Linked DNA regions of Homo sapiens: region 1 is linked to region 2. A link is a loop called in an ENCODE intact Hi-C map of the cell type or tissue named here. Cell type or tissue: Calu3. All regions are shown on one strand. Links, peaks and the distances in the headings refer to the core of each region. The heading gives the core; the rest is flanking DNA. Region 1 overlaps DCDC2C (doublecortin domain containing 2C). Region 2 overlaps DCDC2C (doublecortin domain containing 2C).

The links. Hi-C counts contacts between places; a loop is a spot of excess contacts. Peaks named below come from ENCODE experiments on the same cell type or tissue, not always from the same donor. Only the 100,000 strongest peaks of a DNase experiment are listed, where the experiment ranks them.
Region 1: it touches region 2 in a loop (6-fold over the local background); 8 of 110 quality-filtered maps call a loop at or near these places.

The regions. Positions count from the first base shown.
Region 1 is chr2:3,802,787-3,808,157 of GRCh38, reverse strand. The region is part of intron 10 of DCDC2C (doublecortin domain containing 2C); the gene reads right to left. Among named protein-coding and RNA genes, the nearest start is that of DCDC2C, 100 kb to the right of the region's middle. RefSeq lists an enhancer at 892-1,061. In Calu3, for the core only: no CTCF peak of the experiment used is centred there; a DNase peak (open chromatin) is centred at 2,857.
Region 2 is chr2:3,726,064-3,731,434 of GRCh38, reverse strand. It overlaps DCDC2C (doublecortin domain containing 2C), which reads right to left. Exons shown (of 11, transcript NM_001287444.2): 3 at 4,356-4,432. Among named protein-coding and RNA genes, the nearest start is that of DCDC2C, 25 kb to the right of the region's middle. RefSeq lists an enhancer at 2,848-3,437. In Calu3, for the core only: a CTCF peak has its summit at 3,124 (motif pointing left); no DNase peak of the experiment used is centred there.

The DNA of each region.
Region 1 (5,371 bases), core at 321-5,320, 77 kb before region 2:
CATTCACTTCCATCCACTGTACAGTTGCAAAACTATATATACAGCTGCTTAGCAAAAGTTTGCCAGCTTCTTACACAGTGAAAAATGCATTCACTGCATGACTCAGCGATCCCACTCTTAGGTATTACACAACCTTTACATCAATGGATAGCAGCTCTTTTTAAAATATTCAAAAGTTGGACCCAAATGTCCTTCAATGGGGAATGAATAAACTAGTTCTGGTACAACCGTAAAATGGAGCACTACTAGGCAATTGACAGGAATGAGCTGTTGTGCACACAGATGGGTGAACCTCCCACGAACCACAGTGAGTGACAGAGGCGCGTATGCTCCATAATTCCAGCCTATGACACTCTGAAAAGGGTAAAACCAGGGGACAGAAAACAGACCAATGGCTGCCAGGGCATGGGGGTGGCATGGGAATAGAGAGGTGACCACAGAGGGGCCCAAGAGAATTTGGGGGATGGTGGCTGTTCCATACCTTGACTATGCTGGTAGTTATATGACTGTGTGTTCCCAAAACTCCTGGAACTGGACACCGAGAAGGATGCATTCTACTGTGTATAAATTATAGCTCAATTTTTAAAAAGAAGATAAAATGACCCAAGAAGGAAAGGGTGGCATGAAGTGGTGGTCTGGGTGATTCTCCTGCATATGAGAATCATAAAACTGAATAAAATTATTACAAGTATTGAAAGCACCCATGAAGGCCCTTGAAAACTCCCAAGAGAAGAGAACAACACAGCAACACAGGAAGAGTCGACTGTTTACAGACTTTACAGAGCTATACACCTCCAGCCCCCTGCCTGGGCACACTTCGCCCACCCCTGCTGCAGCTGCCAAAAACCACAGCCTTTCTGCTCAAGGCAGCAGATGCCTGTGTAAGCAGCTGAGCATCTAGAAAGGCAAGGGGGGAAATTTGGAAGTGAGAAAGCGCAGAAAGGCTGAGATGCCCAATCTGATAGGGAAGATCCCGGCTCTCCTTAACCACAATTACATATTTGTATACATTTGCCAAAACCCCTCAAGTTCAAGCAGATGTAAATTATATCCTCATGCTGTTAAAAAAAAAAATAGCTTTCTGAAGAAAAAAAAGTCCCAAGATAATACACTCTGGAGCTGGACAACCAAGGTGCTGGCTGGGGCAAGCAGAGCCTATGCAAGACCACCCCAACGCCAGTCATCTTCAGAACGCAGTCCAGGAATTCACCAAGGACTCCGTCGCAACACCTCACCCAACTGAAAATCACAATGCCTGGAAGCATCACCTACCCAGAAAGCAGTCACGAGCAACAAAGAAACTCAAAGATGGGCCAGGCGCAGTGGCTCAGGTCTATAATCCCAGCACTTTGCAGGGCCAAGGTGGGCGGATCACAAGGTCAGGAGTTGGAGACTAGCCTGACCAATATGGTGAAACCCCATCTCTACCAAAAATACAAAAAAAAAAATTAGCCAGGCATGGTGGTGCGTGCCTGTAATCCCAGCTACTCAGGACGCTGAGGCAGGAGAATCGCTTGAACCCAGGAGGCGGAGGTTGCAGTGAGCTGAGATCACGCCATTGCACTCCAGCCTGGATGACGGTGAGAGACTCCATCTCAAAAAAAAAAAAAAAGACACTCAAAGATACATCACAAGCCCACGTGTTGAAGCTCATGCACTTTGTCAATGAGGATTTCAAGAGATGGGTCTCTACTCACACATTGCAGGCTCTCATACAACGCGGGCACTCACAGAACACAGGCGAGCTTCGCTCTGTTTCCCTCTCTGCTGCAGAACAGAAGTCACCTGTCAGAAACGGGTGAGGGAAGCTGATAGAAGCACACCAGTAGCAACCGTGGGGATTCCAGGGAGAGGAGAGACCAAAACACTGCAGAAAGCACAGCAGGCTGGAGCCGTTTAGAACAAGACAAAACCCCAGATGCCAGCCGTCCTTGAAAGCATCAAACAATGCAGCAAAGGGAGTCATGAAGTGCAAAATCATGACCGATTCATCAGGGAACAGGACTTTACAAATGAACTGAAGGCCAGGCATGGTGGCTCACACTTGTAAACCCAGCACTTTGGGAGGCCAAGGCAGGAGGATCACTTGAGTCCAGGAGGTCAAGACCAGCCTGGGCAATGCAGCAAGACCTAATCCCTACAAAACAAAACAACAAAAAATTCGCCAGGCATGGTGTCACATGCTGGTAGTACCAGCTACTGGGGAGTCTGAGGGTGCAGTACAACCCGCACTCTAGCCTGGTTGACAGAGCAAGACCCTGTCTCAAAAAATAAAAATGAAGTAATTGTAGATTAATCACAGGGACATCAGATATATGAAAATTTCACTTTTGCAAAACATCGTTGCTTAAAAATGAGACAAGTGAAGCATTGCTGCATTTGCATTTCATCACACTGTTCTCACTAAAACCATTCAGTTTGGCATGCAGCATCATCCGAAGCATGTGGTAAACAATTCGTAAGTCCTAATCACCACCTCTAAAATTAAACACTAAAAACGTATTTGCGAAAACCTAATTACTTCTTTTAAAATGTCATAAAATACGCTGTGAAACATTTCACAGAAGCACTAGACTGGAAATACAGGCACAAGGTGACACATTATTTGTTGCTGTTTTTTCAAGGGTCACTGCAGCTGATGCAAGGCAGCACTAATAAAGCCCCTCTTTAGACTTTGCTCCATTTACCACTGAAGAAATAGATTCTCCAGAAACATCCACCTCAGTCACACACACGACTCAGTATGGCAATGAGAGAATGAAGTTGCTGGGTGTTTCCTCCTATCCGCTGTCAATCCTATCCATTGTCAATCACACTCTGAGCCTTTCTCCACCACCAGGGGTCGGACTCATCAACCTGGCAGGTTTCCCCGAGTGCCAGCCGGGAGCTGCTGCCGGATTCGAATAGCACCTCTCTCCATGGTTCGCCCTAAATTACTTGGACCTTTCATGCAGTTTCTGAATTAACTGTCTGCAACTTCCACTTTCTCTTGACCACACTGCCTTCTAGAGACTGGACAGAGGGAGTAAAAAGTGTCAGTTGTCATTGGCCCTGCACATGATTCTTGTAGCTGAGGGAAGGCAACATTTCAATTAGGTGAGGATATTTGGCAATTTTCTTGATTTTCAGTTATCCAGGTTATCAATAAAGGGAAAACAGAAGGTAATGCTACATACATCAGTGTTCACATTCATCTCCTACTTTAGTTTATATTTCTAAGGTATAAGTAAAAATCTAGTCTTGACAAAATAGACCTAGAAAGGAAATGGCACCAATAATTCAATAGAAGGTGCACTTTTCCTCAATCCGCATTACCATGGTTTAGGAGGCCAGAATGGGGGTAAGAGCTGGTCACAGTAAAGTGTTCACTGTAAAGACTTCCTTTGTTACGAGTGCAGCACGGGTAGAAGTACTCTGAAATTATGTGAAGACCATGTCTGTTATAACAACTAATCACTCTTCCTTATGCATCATGCATGCATTCAACAGAGAAATCATTTCCTTTTCTATAGGATAAAGGAAATGAGATCTTTTTAAATCAAAATGCTTACTTTTGATTATCAAAATCATTTATCAGTAAGATAAGACTTCAGTAAATATTGATGATAATGTAATAATTAGAAAAATCAAGTGTAAGCATGACAATAAAATGTTTCTAAAAAACATTTGAGGAGGAGGACTACTAGGTCCTTCCTTTATGAATTGACTGTCATCTTTAAAGTGGAGCTCTTCAGAATCAGAAACTAGGAAATTAAAAGCAGGAAATGAAATAATGGGCAAGGCATGAGGCAGAATAGAAAATAGTTCTTCAATACATTAGGCACAAAGGAAGAACAAAGGAAAATAGAGCTCTTTTCTAAAAATAGAGGAAAATTTCCATTGCAGAGGCTGAAAACTAAAGAGATCCAGATCCTGGTTTTAAACTTCCTGCAAATGTCAAATATCAGCCAATCACCAATTACCTTTTGAGTACCTACTCTATGACCAGGGCTCTGCAGGTCAGCGTCACTGGCTACCAGGGAAATATAAGGTGTGGTCTCTGCATTCAGAGAACTTGCAGCCATACTGAGGGGATAATGAATAAATTGTAAACACATACCTCCAATTATGTTAATACAGACCAAGTTTTTCAGGATTTCAGAAGCTACCAAAGTTTGGAGTGGTCGAGATAGTTTCACAGAACACATCAGACTTAGGTGGGGACAATACAGGTTTCAAACAGAGCAGTGACATAATTAAAGGGGAAAACACGGAAGAGTCACCTGCATGCAAGGGTACATGAAGTCAGAAGAGTGCAAAGCCAGGGGCTGACCTGCACCAGCCAGTGCTGAGGCCATGAGAAGGGAGAGGGAGGACGTGGTGCACTTGAAGGAACCTGCAGAATGGCTGGCTGGAAACAGGTGTGCAGTGAAGGGAGGCACTGAATACCAGGCTCAGGCCTCGAGGGCCTGAGCAGCTGAGAGAACAAAGGCGTGATTGATGGAGAAGAGGACGAAGGTGTCTGCTGGCTTAGGACACTGGACTTGAGATGAAGCAGCATCTTGAAATGGAAATGCAGAGGCACATAAAGACCTAAGTTCAGACTGCATGCTGCAGAAGCAAAAATCAAAGTTAGCAGAGGTTTCACTGAAAAGGGACTGAAATAGCATTTGGAAACAGAAGTGGGACAAACAAGACAACTGAGATTATTTTCAGAGTCTTCAGGGTAAACCCACCCACAAAGTGAAGCAGTGAGGAGGAGAACCCACGAAGATAGGACGCAAGGTCTGTGCTTGGGACTGGAGCCAAGATGGAGAAGCCAGCACTGAGATGTGAACAAGGGCGTGTCACACTGAGGAATGGAGGAGTTTGAGTCCAACAGATGGACAAGCAGTATACAAAAACAAACAAACAAAAAAACCCAGAGGTTACAAGGATAGAGTAGATAATGAAATCATCACTGAATTCAACCATTAAAGGTGAAAGATTACGAGAAAGAAAGGCAACACGAGAATATCAGGGGTAGAGCCACATCTCAAGGGCTGATGAGAAAATAGGGAGAAAGTAAAATTATTATATATCAACTATTGGCATGGAAAAGCAACTGAAAGACATCTTCACATGGAACTAGTCACAAAGCAAATGACAATAACTATTTTAGGTCAATACATGAATATAGGTGGGAAAACAAGATGGTAGGTACATATGCTGGAAAGGCCAGGAACAGCTTTTCAAAGTGGATGATGCCTCTGCTGACTGGTGAGTAGAACCAAAGTCCTGAGAGAGTAGGGAAGACTCATGACACTAACAAGGCAGGATAGACAGAGGCCCAGGGACCCTTGAGAGTTAAGGAATGAAGACTTTTGAGAGGAAAATGGAGATGGGTCATTTA
Region 2 (5,371 bases), core at 126-5,125:
GTGTGTGGTCATAAGACATAGAAAATGCTTCCAGCCAGTGGATGGGCTCCTGTCACGTGGCCAGTGCTGACCTTCAAATGGCTAAATGTGACAAACTTCGCAAAGGAGACTCAGAAACGTGAGTGCTGCCCCAGCTGCTGGTCCTGAGACTTGTGGACCAAGCATTAGTGGATGGGAAGCCGTCTTAAGTGGGTTCTGGAAGGACCTGCTGCCTGGAGCCAGCCTGGTAGGGTGGTCTGTCCCTCCCACTGCACCCTCGCCTATGGTGACGGATACACTATAAGGTTACAAAGGGGATCAGCAAAGCTAGCCCCCCAAGAACTGGAAGATTCTGTCTCCCACTTAGGACAAGCTGCTGCATCATTAGCTCCAGAAGTGTCAGAACTTTGTAAATGACTCCACAAAATGGACTAGCCTCAGACTGCTGACTGGAAACCAGGGAGGTGTTCGTGCACGAGTCAGTCCTCAGTGCCACCTGTTTGTAGACGACACTCGAGAGGAAATTTGTCAAGAGACAGTCACAGCAAAGGCTCACACCCAAGACATAGCTTGTTGGAGGCCAAAAGAGTGAGGGCCGTGATCAACTCAGTATACCACTGGAGGCTATATGAGTAAGCAGCAAACTTTCTCATAAATGCAGAATGTTGGCAAACTGACAAACTGCACACGCCACCCAGAAGGACTGCTGAGGGCAGTCACGACCCAGGCGCAAGTGTTTCTTGTGATTAGGCATAATTGAAGCCTGTTAGTAATAATATGAACCTGTGATCAATTAAGCAGCTGACCAGTCGTTATCTCCTTCTCCCTGCTCATTCTACCCAATAAATAGGAAGGGCTGTGGAAGCTCGGGGGGCGGGGGCTGCCTTTGCTCACTAGAAGCAGGGGGCTCTCTTCTTCCCCTGGTCCTTTCCTTAAAACAGTTCCTTTTGTTTTTTGTTATTATTTCTACATTCATCCCTTTGTTCTGTCGTAATGATGGTCTCAAGCAGTAACAGTAGTAACTGTAGCAGTGGCAATCCGACACAATAGCTAACACAGCTTACAACCTCCAGAAAAGCACTGACTTGCATCTCCCTTTAAATAATTTCCTCCACTTACTGGATGGTTTAGGGAGCTCCTTAAGGGACTCGGTTTCTTTATTTTTTTTTAAGAGATGGGGTCTCATTATGTTGCCCAGGATTATCTCAAACTCCTGGGCTCCAGTGATCCTTCTGCCTCAGTCTCCCAAAGTGCCATGATTACAGGCTTGAGCGACTGTGCCTGGCCTCTGGCTTCTTTGTATCCATCCCGATGGTCACGCTTTCATCTCCTGATGCATACCACCCTCGTGGGAGGGTTGTGCTCCTCGGCTGTCTCTCAGCTCCTCCTGAATGCACAGCAGCTGGAAGCAACGGCTGGACCCTTCTCCTCAAGTCCCCCTTATGACAGGTGGTGGTTGTTCTACAAGGAATAGATCTGCTTGTCTTCATGAACAAGAGGAGGGACTGAGTTTCACAGAACTCTGGCCTATGACAACTCTGTCCCAACTCCTGCGCTGAGATACAACCAAACTCTAGCATGCGTCCAGCAGCATCAAGCCACAGCCATAGGATGACCCTAGCCCCGCCACTAAACACCCACCTGAGAAAACCCAGGGCTGCCAGGAACATTTACTGTTCATCCAGCCAACACCTGAGATAGGCCCCTGACCTCTCCTTCTTAGAGCATTGACAAATATGCAGCTCTTGCCATGCAGACACGTTTCCCACACCTAAGATCCTTCCCTTGAACTGCAAGCATCAGGCAGGACAGGGCCTGTCTCCCAGTCTCTGGCGGAGGACAGAATCCTAACTTCCAGAACTGCCAGCTTGCAGACCAGCTGCCTGGCCACCTTCACTGACCAACTCTTTGTACTTTTCCACTTCTCTGATTCTCCTGAGGCCCCACTTGCTCCCATCTCATTCCCCCTTTAAAACGCCCAAATCACTTCCACACAAATCAGAGTGGAACTCAGCTCCTTCCCCAACTCTCAGTAGTTACTAAATAAAATCTGTTTTTGCCGCTTTCACTAATGTCCAGCTGTGTCTATCTTCGACGTCAGTCTCGCAATGAGGGCCAGGACCAATGGCCCCTTCTTCTCCAGTTCTGCCTGGCACAAACGTGCCTCCTCCCCACAGAGGAGCCCTGGGGTGGGCTCTTCTCTTCCCACTCTCCCTCTGGTCTCAGGCTCCCTGTAAAGGGCAGGGAGTCCCCAAGTAAAACCACTCCAGGGCCCAGACAACTTTTGCCAGCTCACTTCTAAATAAACGACAAAAGATCTTTTAAACGCTTTTTCTCCCAAGGCTCATTCACTGACTCAGGGTGTTTTCCACGCCAGTATAAGTGGAATGAGTGAGTGAATCCCTTCCTAAGTGACAAGGGACATCAGAGAGAACACTGGGCAAGAGAAGTGACCTCAGGCCACACGGCTCAATCAGTGCCAGAACCAGGGCTTCAATCTGAGCCTCAACCTCCAAATCAGTGACTTCCAACCCATGCACTCACCACCAGCTCAATCCCCCGGTGACCCCATCAGGGGAGCCCCGGGCTCTCTCTCCAGCATCTGGCTGCTGCAGAACACAGCTCAACAAGCCATTCACTCCCTCGCCAACTCTCCTCTTCACCAGAAAGGGTCACACCCCGCCTTTCTCTCCTGAGCATCTAAGCCTCTGAAAGCCGTCATAACTACTGTTTATGTGTTTTTATAGCGACAAGGACTCCGAGGAACACGATCAGGTTTATTTGTGGTAGGAAGGACTCTGCACTCACATGGATATTTGGGTCCATCTAGTGGAAATTCCAACACACCAAGACAAAGGATGGGCAAATGCTGCAAGACTGTGTTGGTTTCTCATTGAAAAAAATAATCATGTCTGTCCAGTGAGTGAGGATCATTGATGGCCTGGGTCACGCACATAAAATGTGGCTTTAAGGATGGCGTTTTTGTCAAGAAGGACCCACAAACCAACGACGTTCCCTGAGGTTGCTGTATGTTCTGCGGGAAAGACATCACTAACAAAATTCAGAAATACTGTGTCTTATTATTTCAAAACAGCTCTTAGGTACATGAAAAGTGGTGTGGAAAGATCTGTGTATTTAGGTGGCCCCCTTGTGGAAGCTTAAAGTATTTTAAAGAAATGGTCACAGATTTTCAGGAAAAGCGCAAGGGGCCAAGTTTGGCGAATTCTCGGCCACATTTCCTTCCTCTTTCTCGTTCCCAGCCTGAGGATCTGTCGGGTGAATCAGGCAGTTTCCAGCCTCATGAGCCTCCAAGCCCTTGCCTCTCGGGACTGCGAGGGGACGTGGTAGAGGTGACTCTGGCTCACACAAGGCTGGGACCCCCACATGAAGAGCTCAGCATTCTCTGGAAACTCGCTAAAATTCCTTCCATTTAGACTAGAACATGGTAAAATGGAAAGATATCCATGTCAGGGCTTTTAATCACTAAAATGCTAGAACATCCCAATAAAAGGACAGGGGGAAGAGCTGCCATTCAGAGAACTGCTACGCTGTGACAAGCCCTGGGGGGCTGGCTGCAAACATTCCTGAAGCTAACCCTCACCACAGTGTGCTGCATATTCTCAGCCCTGTTTTCCACAATGGGAGACATCCTCAGCCTCAGAGCGAAGCAGCAGGCACAGGTCCCAAGCTGATAAGACGAAAAGCCGGGATGTAAACCAACGTTTCGTTCAAGTCAAGTGTGTGTCTTTTCCCAACCCCAAAAACATAATGCAGGTGGATGCACACAGTGCTCACAACTATCCCCAGTGCCTCCCACTGAGCACCTCGGTGCCTGGCACTGCCAGCGGCATCCCAGGGCAGCGGCCAGTGAGGCTCTAATGCACTCCGTTCCTGTAGCAACACCTGACTTGGATGTGCTGTAGCCCATGAGGGCCTTTTGGTAGCAAGAGGTCAAGGGGCGGGGGAAACAGCTTTTAAATTTCCCTTCAACATGCTGCAGCTGCAACTGCTACATTAAAAAAAAAATCAAAACAAAGCTTCAGAGCCTAAAACTAAGCTGTGTGTATGATGCTCTTATCTTCATATCCCCAGGTGAACTGTTCTGCAAACAACGGCATGGTGATTGGATTGCTTTTCTTTTCCAAAATCAGGGTTCAAGAGGAGAAAGAAAAGGTAGCACATGAACAGCTGAATCAGAGAGAAGGTGGTCTAGGAAAAAGAAATCACCTGTCAGGAAGTGAGAGCACAAGAGAGCAGGGGGAGGGGAGGGGAGGAGGGACAGAAAGGGGGCTGAGGGGCATTTGTCAGGATAGAAAGTATTGTTTTTAGGGAGTTATGGCACAGTTTGATTTTTTCACCCATAATATTATACTCACTTTATATGTCGAGATATACGATGATATGTTTGCCACTTGGAAGGCACATTTATATCACAATGCACCACTGGTTTGATCTGAAAAAGGAAAAAACACACCTGGGAATTCAGTTCAAATTAGCCAACACTCATCAAACTCAACAGTGTGCACAGCACTGCCCTAAAACATAAGAAAGGGGGGGAACCCCTTTGTCAATAGAACACCCAGGGGCGGGTCCAGGAAGGATGCAGAGAGAGGCAGACCAGGTGCTGGGGGAGGAGAAGATGCCAGCAAGTGCAGCGCGAGGGGGTCTGGGGCTGAGGGCTCTGCGCTGCACATGGAGGGAAGTGCAGGGTGCGGGGGCTGGGCTGACGGGCAAAGGTGGCACCAAAGGTTGTGTGTCCATGCTAGGGAGGCTCCCCATGGTCCCCAAGAAGCATGCGTCAATGGCCTACTATGCCGAGGAGCTTTGCTGGCCAAGTTATGGGGCCCCAAGAATGGACATGTCACTTCTGATTTCATTACAAGACTCCAACCAGAATGTCCTGGCCAGGAGGCGGGAGCCCCTCCGCCTTCTCTCCTGTTTGCTGTGAATGCAGCCTGAGAGGCCGGGCCAACCACTATGGCCTGGTGACAGCTTCAGTCTCAGGTCCACTGCAGATAAGACACAAAGGGGGAAAAGAACTACTGAGACCTGTCCCAGGTAAGCAAAGCCTGTCATCCTCACGGCCCTACTGTTTAAGAATGTGCAGAAAAGCAAATGGGGGGAGCTCTGATTGGGAAGGGATGTTAACCCCCAACCCTGTGCTGAGTGACAGGGTCCTGGTCCCACCCACAAGGCTGAGGCTCACCGAGGACATCCCAGCACCTCAGGCCTGGCCTTCCTCTGAAGAGCTGCTCCCCTGTCCACGTTCCATCTCTATATCCCCAGCCCACCAGGATAAGAAGCTTGGGGTCCCTTCACACCTCCCACCCCTGGTTTCCCCTGGATTGGGACCCTGTCTGCCACTGCACACACCTCCACTACAGTCCCACTA